Regions from separate parts of the Homo sapiens genome. Here region 2 is linked to region 1. A link is a loop called in an ENCODE intact Hi-C map of the cell type or tissue named here. Cell type or tissue: Calu3. All regions are shown on one strand. Each heading gives the region's core, and the rest is flanking DNA. Links, peaks and the distances in the headings are about the cores only.

The links. A loop is a pair of places that touch in the nucleus more often than their neighbours do. Peaks named below come from ENCODE experiments on the same cell type or tissue, not always from the same donor. Only the 100,000 strongest peaks of a DNase experiment are listed, where the experiment ranks them.
Region 2: it touches region 1 in a loop (6-fold over the local background); 2 of 110 quality-filtered maps call a loop at or near these places.

The regions. Positions count from the first base shown.
Region 1 is chr7:3,192,607-3,196,999 of GRCh38, forward strand. LOC124901574 (a long non-coding RNA gene) reads right to left here. Exons shown (of 2, transcript XR_007060192.1): 2 at 1,488-4,324. Among named protein-coding and RNA genes, the nearest start is that of SDK1, 110 kb to the right of the region's middle. RefSeq lists an enhancer at 2,196-2,876. In Calu3, for the core only: a CTCF peak has its summit at 2,161; a DNase peak (open chromatin) is centred at 2,255.
Region 2 is chr7:3,293,211-3,297,603 of GRCh38, forward strand. The region is part of intron 1 of SDK1-AS1 (SDK1 antisense RNA 1); the gene reads right to left. Among named protein-coding and RNA genes, the nearest start is that of SDK1, 5.8 kb to the right of the region's middle. In Calu3, for the core only: no CTCF peak of the experiment used is centred there; a DNase peak (open chromatin) is centred at 1,691.

The DNA of each region.
Region 1 (4,393 bases), core at 299-4,298:
ACAGGGCAGGAGAAGGAAGTGGTGAAACTTTCTTTAACTTTACAACCTTGGAGCAGCCACAGTTGATATTTGGGGAGGAAGAAAGCTGAGATTATCAGCACATCCAGGTCTGTGCTTCCCAATATTCCCGATGCTTCTTTGTCTACTGACTCCTCCCTGGTCATGAATAATTAAAACTCTGGCCATGCTCAAATGGCCTAATGCAACCACTACAAGAAAACATTGGGGAAAATATCTTACAGGCTCCAGAAACACCACACCCAAGGAAGATATTTGCAAGAGCAGATGGTAACAGACACAGGTTGCCTCTTCAGCCTCATCCTGGCTTAGGGCAGCCATGGCCACACGGTTCCCATCTGCGTCTGGCCCACTGAGGTGAGAGGAGGTTAGCTCGCTAGGCCTGGGCCCATTCATCTCACTCAGGACCCTAATGCTGGAGCACATTTGTGAGCCAATCAGTCCTTGGGCCTTTTTTCCTTTGAATCTCTACTTTGTTAACATTCAGCTCTCATATTTCCTGGTGACACACGAGGTCATATGTATGGCAAAGCATCCTCTGAAATCATATCGTGCTGTATTGATATTAAGCTAAAGATATACTGATCTCGGGTTGGTTATCTGTTCTTAATTCAGATGGGAAGAACAAGACCCGAAGTGGAGATAGTTCAATCCCCTACCCCCAATTTCCCAGCCGCACCGCTTAGGTACCCCCAAGTGGCATCATGTGACCACTTCTGGCTATCACGTGGTGAACCCCAAAACTTGGGTTCACCCTGAGATGCCACATGGGTTCTTGGCTTCATGCAGGAAGGAATTTAAGAGTGAGCTGACAGAGTAAAGTGAAAGCAAATTTATTAAGAAAGCAAAGGAATAAAAGGGTGGTTGCTCCATAGGCAAAGCAGTGGCATGGGCTGCTTGACTGAGTATACTGTCAGTTCTTTGTTGCTCATATGCTAAACAAGGGGTGGATTATTCATGAGTTTTTTGGGAAAGGGGTGGGAAGTTTCCCAAACTGAAGGTTCCTCCCCTTTCTAGACCGTATAACATAATTTCTGAATGTTGCCATGGTGTTTATAAGCTGACATGGTGCTGGTGGGAGTGTTTTTTCCCAAGCTAATGCATTATAATTAGTGTATAATGAGCAGTGAGGATGACCAGAGGTCGCTTTCCTCACCATCTTCGTTTTGGTGGGTTTTGGCTGGCTTCTTGACCACATTCTGTTTTATCAGGGGGGTCTTTGTGAGTTGTACCTTGCAAAACCAGTCCTGCCTATTCTTGTCTCATTTATTCAAGATGGAGTCACTCTGGTTGGAAAGCCTCTGACATGGCCACTGAGTAGGTAGCAGACGTGGTAGGTGCCACCTCTGGGTGGAAGTATTTTAGAGCTGGTGCAAGATGTCCCTGGTCTGTGTTCCCTGCCACGACAATTGTGGGGGCCACAGGTTGAGGTGTTAGCATTGCGAGAAACTGAGAACCAGAGAGACCGATACGGAGAACGGGAGGATTGTTTATTTTAGGTACGCACTGGCTCAGTGGATTCGCATCCAAAAAGCTGAGCATTGAACAACGACTGAGTGGGGTTTTTATAAGCAGACTTACAAAAGTAAAACAAAAGCAGTTAATCATATAGTGTATAATTTGTGGCCTTGTAGCTGCGTCAAAAGAAAAACAAGAACTGGCTAAATACAGACATTTGTAAAACATAATCACGTTTAAGAAGCCTGGGAAAGGAGTAACAGTAAAGTAATTTATCTTTTTCTCTTTTTTTTTCCTTCAACATTGCTCTGGGGGAGAGGGGTGTCTGAAGCCCATTCCTTTGGCCTTGGCTGCTCGTACAGCATTATCTTATAACTGTCCTTGAAGTGTGCTTGCTAGGCAGAGGAAAACTTCTTTTTTTCTTGTGAACCCTTGCCTGTTACTTTTCTTGGAGTGAATGAATGCATATTTATTTTTAAATTTCTGCCTCATTAGAGCCACCTATGAAAGCAGACTGGATCGCTGAGTCACTCAGTGGAAGCCTGTTTCAAAACACAGTGTATCAGTAGAAATTTTGAGGTATAGTGAAGCCAACAGATCAGGAGATGATTGCTATTGAAAAAGTAGTTTGTTACTCACAGTTCCCAGGAGGAGGGGACACCGCCTGCCACGCCACACAGAGCCACACGGGGAAGCACCAAGGTCAGTTAGGAGGTGGAGGGAAAAGAAGGCTTTGTTTGGTTTGGGTGGGTTGTTTGCATCTGAAAAGTGCTGTCATGGCAACTTGTATCTCTAGAAATTGGCTAACTCTAGGGGGTCAGCGAGGCCCCAGATGTCAGAGCATTGGAATGCAGGAAATAAAAGATGTGGTTAATACCAAGACAAGTGTTCCGGAGGGCTGCACAATCTGCACTGGACTTTGTGGGAGGGGAAATTAAACTTTGTTCTGTGAAGCATTCATACTTGGGGATTCATTTACCACCGGCAGTGTGCTACTGCAGGAACACAGGAGAAGCAGGGGCATGTGAAAAAACAGCAGTCTCAGCATAGGCATAGCATCTGCCACACTGACAAAGTTCGTTCATTTATTCATTCCAATATTCAGCCAGTGGTTGTTGAGCACCAGCTGTGTGTCAGGCCTGGGGCTGGGGACTGGATCACAGAGACCAGGCACTAACCCTGCTCCCACAGACCTCTTAGTCTCACGAGAAAGGTGACACATGTGAAAGGACAAGGATGGGCTGGACACAGTGGCTCATGCCTATAATCCCAGCACTTTGGGAGGCCGAAGTGGGAGGTGCTTGAGGCCAGGAGTTCGAGGCCAGCCTGGGCAACATTGCAAGACCCTGTCTCTACAAAAAAGAAAAAAATTACCTGGGCATGGTGGCATGCACCTGTAGTCCCAGCTGCTCTGGAGGCTGAGGAGGAAGGATCGCTTTAGCTGAGTTGGAGGCTGCAGCGAGCTGTGATCTACACTCCAGCCTGAGCGACAGAGTGAAAGCTTGACTCAAAAAAAAAAGAAGGAAGGACAAAGATGATAGAGTGTGAAGACTGCCATGCAGAGCTGGGTCTCCAGTGGGTGGGTAAACAGAGGAGGGAGTGAATCAGGGAGGACTTCTCACAGGAAGTGACACTTAGGGTAGGTGTTCATGGAGTTACATAAGAATTCCCTGTGCAGAGACAATGGGCACAGATGTTCTGGGATGTCTAGGAAGCACATGTATAAGGGCACGTCCAGGTCTGGCAGAGTTCAGTGGGGCTGGAGCAGAGGAGCACTGGGGTATGGTGAGACATGGCTGGAAAGCCAGCTGGGTTGACATCTGCAAAGGCTTTGGGTGCACTGACAAGGGCTGCAGGTGACTGACGGCCATGCAGGTGACATTAGGAGATTGGCAGTCACAGCCTTTCCTTCTTAAATTCCCCTCACCTCCTTCAGTGGCTGTCCTATCAGATGATTAGTGTTCATTTAACCCCTCTTGTTATAGTTGGGGAAGAACCCCATAAGCTCCTCTAATTTAAGGCAGGGATAGTAAATGCCATCCTCCCTTCCAGCACTCAGGGCAGACATCAGCAATCGATCGACATTCTTTGCATCAGAGGCCAGATTGAGCCTCAGAGGCCTTTTCAACACAGCTCTTCAGGCAACAAATATCCAAGGGCCCAAATTGGTGTGCAAGTCGATTTATATGTCATTTCTGTTTTAAGAGGTTAAGGACGTCGTGTTCTCTTTCTAGAAGTATTTTTACTTTAGAAAAAAGAAACTGCAGAGTGAGGACAAAATTTAGTCAAAGAAATTAATAGCTAATGGTAGAATTTTAGTCTGCAGAAGTTTTGGGAAAGGAAGTCTGTGCAAGTCTCTCAATCCTGTCTCCGTTGTCACAAAAAAATGTTTACGTTGTTTATTTTCCAAGGCAAGGTAAACACCATGGAGCAAGAGACAGTTGTTTCCATGGTAAGCTCCACCCACGATGTCTCCCTTTGTATCCCCCACAATGCCCACAATCGTTCAGGCAAAGAATAGGTGCTCACTAAATGTGTATTGATTGAATCTAAATTGCAATTTTATCCAACACCCTCAGGGAAGCCAACTGGAAACTAAACTCACCCCCATATATTGCTGAAACGCATTGATTACCAAGAAGCCAATGTATGACAGCCCCAACTTGTGAGACGCGTTTTTTCCAAAGCCACGTAAATCGCGATGTGTGCAGCCCGTTGCTCATTCTGTGTCATGCACCGTTGCCAGCCATTTGCTCTTCTCGTTAGCTCCGTGAGGGCAGGGGTCACCGTTTTCACTGCTCAGCCTCCTCCTGCTCGGCCCAGCCCAGGGAGACCCCTCAGTCCATACCTGTGAATGAATGAGTGACACTTACTAAGCACAGCGAGATGAATAATTCATCATTCCTATCCTTCTTCC
Region 2 (4,393 bases), core at 66-4,065, 100 kb after region 1:
CTCCCAAGTAGCTGGGATTACAGTGTGGGCCACCATGCCCAGCTAATTTTTTTGTATTTTTAGTAGAGACGGGGGGGTGTTTCACCATGCAGGCCAGGCTGGTTTTGAACTTCTGACCTCAAATGATCCGCCTGCCTCAGCCTCCCAAAGTGCTAGGATTACAGGCGTAAACCACCGCGCTTGGCCATAGATAGCTTTTTAATCTGCCACTTCTCTCTCGTCCCAACTGCCACCATTACTTCATATTTGAATTGCTGCAACGGTCTCCTAGCAGATTTCCTGGCTCCCAGGCTTGCCCAATCCCAACCTAGCCCACAACCTGAATTACTTTTCTTTGTCTTTTTCTTTTTTCCAAGATGGAGTCTCACTCTGTTTCCCAGGCGGGAGTGTAGTGGCTTAATGTCAGCTCGCTGCAACCTCCGCCTCCCTGGTTCAAGCGATTCTCCTGCCCCAGCCTCTGGAGTAGCTGAGATTAACAGGTGCGTGCCACCATGCCAGGCTAATTTTTGTAATTTTAGAGGAGACGGGGTTTCACTGTGTTAGCCAGGCTGGTCTTTGAATGACTTTTCTAAAAGTCTTTGATTCTGTGGTTTTTCAAATCCCCATGCCTCTCCATTGTTCTCATGCTCAAGTTCAAACTCTGGGCTTCAAACTTTTGGCAGGTGCTGTTCCTTCTGCCTGGAACACACTTTCTTCTCCTGACTGTTGAGGGATGAACTCTTAACTCGTTCTTCAGGTCTTAGTTTAGACACTACTTCCCCTGGAATAGTTTCCCTGATTCCTCAAGGCTGTTAGATCCCTGCTCTGATATTCCCTTAGGTGATTTCACTTATCATATGAATGCAATTACTCTAATTGTTTATTTCACTCTTGCCTAGTGCTGGGGCAGGCATCAATCAGTTATCTGACAAACACTTGCTGAAAAGTAGGCATGGAAGGAATTGCTTTCGACTATGGGTATCAAGCTTGAGTGTATATCAGAAGCACCTGGGCCGTGCATGGTGGCCAACACCTGTAATCCCAGCACTTTGGAAGGCCGACGCTTGTGGATCATAAGGTCAGGAGATTGAGACCATCCTGACCAACATGGTGAAACCCTGTCTCTACTAAAAATAGAAAAAATTAGCTGGGCATGGTGATGCATGCCTGTTGTCCCAGCTACTCGGGAGGCTGAGGCAGGAGAATCGCTTGAACCTGGGGAGGTGGAGGTTGCAGTGAGCTGAGATGGCACCACTGCACTCTAGCCTAGGGACAGAGCAAGACTCCGTCTCAAAAAAAAAACAAACAAAAAAAAAAACAAAAAAAAAAAAAAAAAAAGAAGAAGAAAAGAAACACCTGGTGGGCTGGTTAAACCATAGCTTGCTGGGTTCCACCCCCCAGAGTTTCTGATTCAGTAGTGTGGGGCGATGTCCAGGTGATACTGATAACAGCTGGTCAGGAAACTCTGCTTCTTGCAATTTAAGGCACCCCGAGAGCTGAGGGACAGTTACTATTAAAGGCAGCTGGTAGGCATTTTTGGAAGCTTGGTACATTTCTGGTACCGCTCTTCTTCATAGCTTCCTTAATAAGAGCATTTAATCGGATTATAGCTTTTGAAGATATCTCAGGAAACTAGGTAACCAAAGCACGCGCCCCATTAGGGCTCAAAGCTGCACCTGGAACTGCGCCCTGCTTGTTAATGGGTTGCCAGGCAACAGAACAAAGGTGAGGCTGAGGCGGGATCAGCAGTTGGCAGGGATCTGAGAGTGAACCACTGAGGCAACTAGAGGCTGGAGTTCTCATCAGGACAGGACCTTAGGGACCAGCCATTAGGGACCCCCAGGATGTGGACTGGGAGCCTTGCATTGCACACGGGAGAGCATCACATCCCCAGGTGGACAAGTGCATGTTGTAAGTTGGCCTCTGATAGGATTGGGGATTATTTTTCTCAGAAGTAGAACCATGGGAACCCATGGGGGAGATTTCCTAACGACTTATGGGTAAGAAAAAACTTCTTAGGCTCACCACCTTCCGCTTCTTAAAAGCAAGCTTTATTAGTGTTTTGGTTTTTTTTTGTAAATTATGACATACACATTCACATTTGGAAATATAAAAAGTACAGGAAAGATCCCGCCACTGCACTCCAGCCTGGGCGACAGAGCGAGACTCCGTCTCAAAAAAAAAAAAAAAAAAAAAAAAAAAAAAAAAAAAAAAAGTACCGGAAAGCACATAATTCCATGTCCCCTGAAGGAAATTATATACATTAGGCATTCATCCTTTCAAAAACAAAACAAAAAAAAAGACATAAATGAGATTATATATTTGCTCCATAACTTTTAAAACACAGAACTGTATATAGCAGACATTTCTACATCAGCACTTTTAACAGTCATCCAGAAATGTATTGTGTGGATATGCCATATTGCACTTTTTTTTTTTTTTTTGCTACTAGTGATGCTGCACTGGACAACCTTATCCATATGTCTTTTTGCATGTGTGAGGTATAATAGATCAAAGACAATTCATATTTAAAGTTTAACTACCGGCTGGGCACAGTGGCTCATGCCTGTAATCCCAGCACTTTGGGAGGCCAAGGTGTGTAGATCACCTGAGGTTGGGAGTTCGTGACCAGCCTGGCCAACATGGTGAAACCCATCTCTACTAAAAATACAAAAATTAGCCAGGCATGGTGGCGCGCCTCTGTAATCTGAGCTACTCGGGAGGCTGAGGCAGGAGAATCGCTTGAGCCTGGGAGGCAGAAGTTGGGGTGAGCCGAGATCACACCACTGCACTCCAGCCTGGGTGACAGAGCGAGCTCTGTCTCAAAAAACAAACAAATAAATTTTAACTATGGATTGCAGGTTTCTCTCCACGGCAGCTGTTTAGTTTGTACTTACACTAAGAATAAATGAATGCTCATTTCCTCATAGTCTTACCACACATTTGCCATTATCAGTCAGTCCTTAAACATTTTTTACAAGCCTCGTTGCTTTAATTTTTCACTGTTAAGATCAATTTCTGGCTGGGCGCGGTGGCTCACGCCTGTAATCCCAGCACTTTGGGAGGCTGAGGCAGGTGGATCACTTAAGGTCAGGATTCAAGACCAGCCTGGCCAACATGGCAAAACCCCGTCTCTGCTAAAAATACAAAAATTAGCCGGGCATGGTGGCATGAGCCTGTAATCCCAGCTACTTAGGAGGCTGAGGCAGGTGAATCGCTTGAACCTGGGAGGCAGAGGAGGTTGCAGTGAGCCGAGATCACACCACTGCCCTCCAGCCTGGGTGACAGGTGAGACTCTGTCTCAGAAAAAAAAAAAATCAATTTCTTGGTGCATCTCTTCATTTATTTTCTCTTTATATCTCTCTGCCTGTTACTATTCTTTGGTCTTTTGTTTTTTGAGATGGAGTCTCGCTCTGTGGCCTGGCTGGAGTGCAGTGGCACAATCATGGCTCACTGCAACCTCCCAGGCTCCAGTGATCTTCCCACCTTAGCCTCGAGGGTACCTGGGACTACACACACATGATAATTTATTTATTTATATATTTTTTTGAGAGATGAGGGTCTCACTATGTTGCCCAGACTGGTCTCAAACTCCTAGGCTCAAGTGATCCTCCCTCCTTGGCCTCCCAAAGTGCTGGGACTACAGGCCTGAGCCATCACACCCAGCCTCTGCTCATTTTTCTATAGGGCTTGTTCATCTATTTTTCTTATTGACTCATAAAAGCTGTAAGTCTTATTGACTAACATAGATAGTAACATTTTCTCCAGTTTGTTAGTTTTTTTTCACAGTGCCATACAGATGCTTTTGGTTTTGAATTGGTATACAGTTCAAGCTACTGATGTTCTAGAAAGTTGCAAATTGTCCTTTTAAAATAAAAATATTTCTATCATTTAAAAAAGGTTCTCTTTTATGTGATGGCCCATAAGAAAAAGGAGGAGAAAGGACAGAATGAAGCAAAAGAGGAATGAGGGCTCTATTATATTCCTCAGACTCAACGGGATTGATGAGTGATTTTCGAACTTTCATTTACACAGGAATCACTTGGAGATCTTTGAAAATGCAGAGTATGAGTCAGCAGGTCCGGGACTGGGCTTGAGATTTTGCATGTCTAACAAGCTCCCAGGTGAGGTAGATGGCCCACGGGCCATACCTGGAGCAGCAGGCTTTAAATCACAACAAGGGAAAGCACTGCTGGTTTCATGGATCATCCTAACGACGTGAAAATTATCATCTGTTTTGAAAACTCTTCCTTCTCTCTTTTTAATTAAGCAGGGAAAATTCTAACTTCTTATTCTGGAAAGTAGGAGATGGCCAGGGCTCATTGGGGGAAGGAGAAGAAGAAGGAGAAGGAGAGGAACAGGAAGAGGAAGAGGAAGAAGACAAATAAGTGGAAGAGGAGGAGGAAGAGGAAGA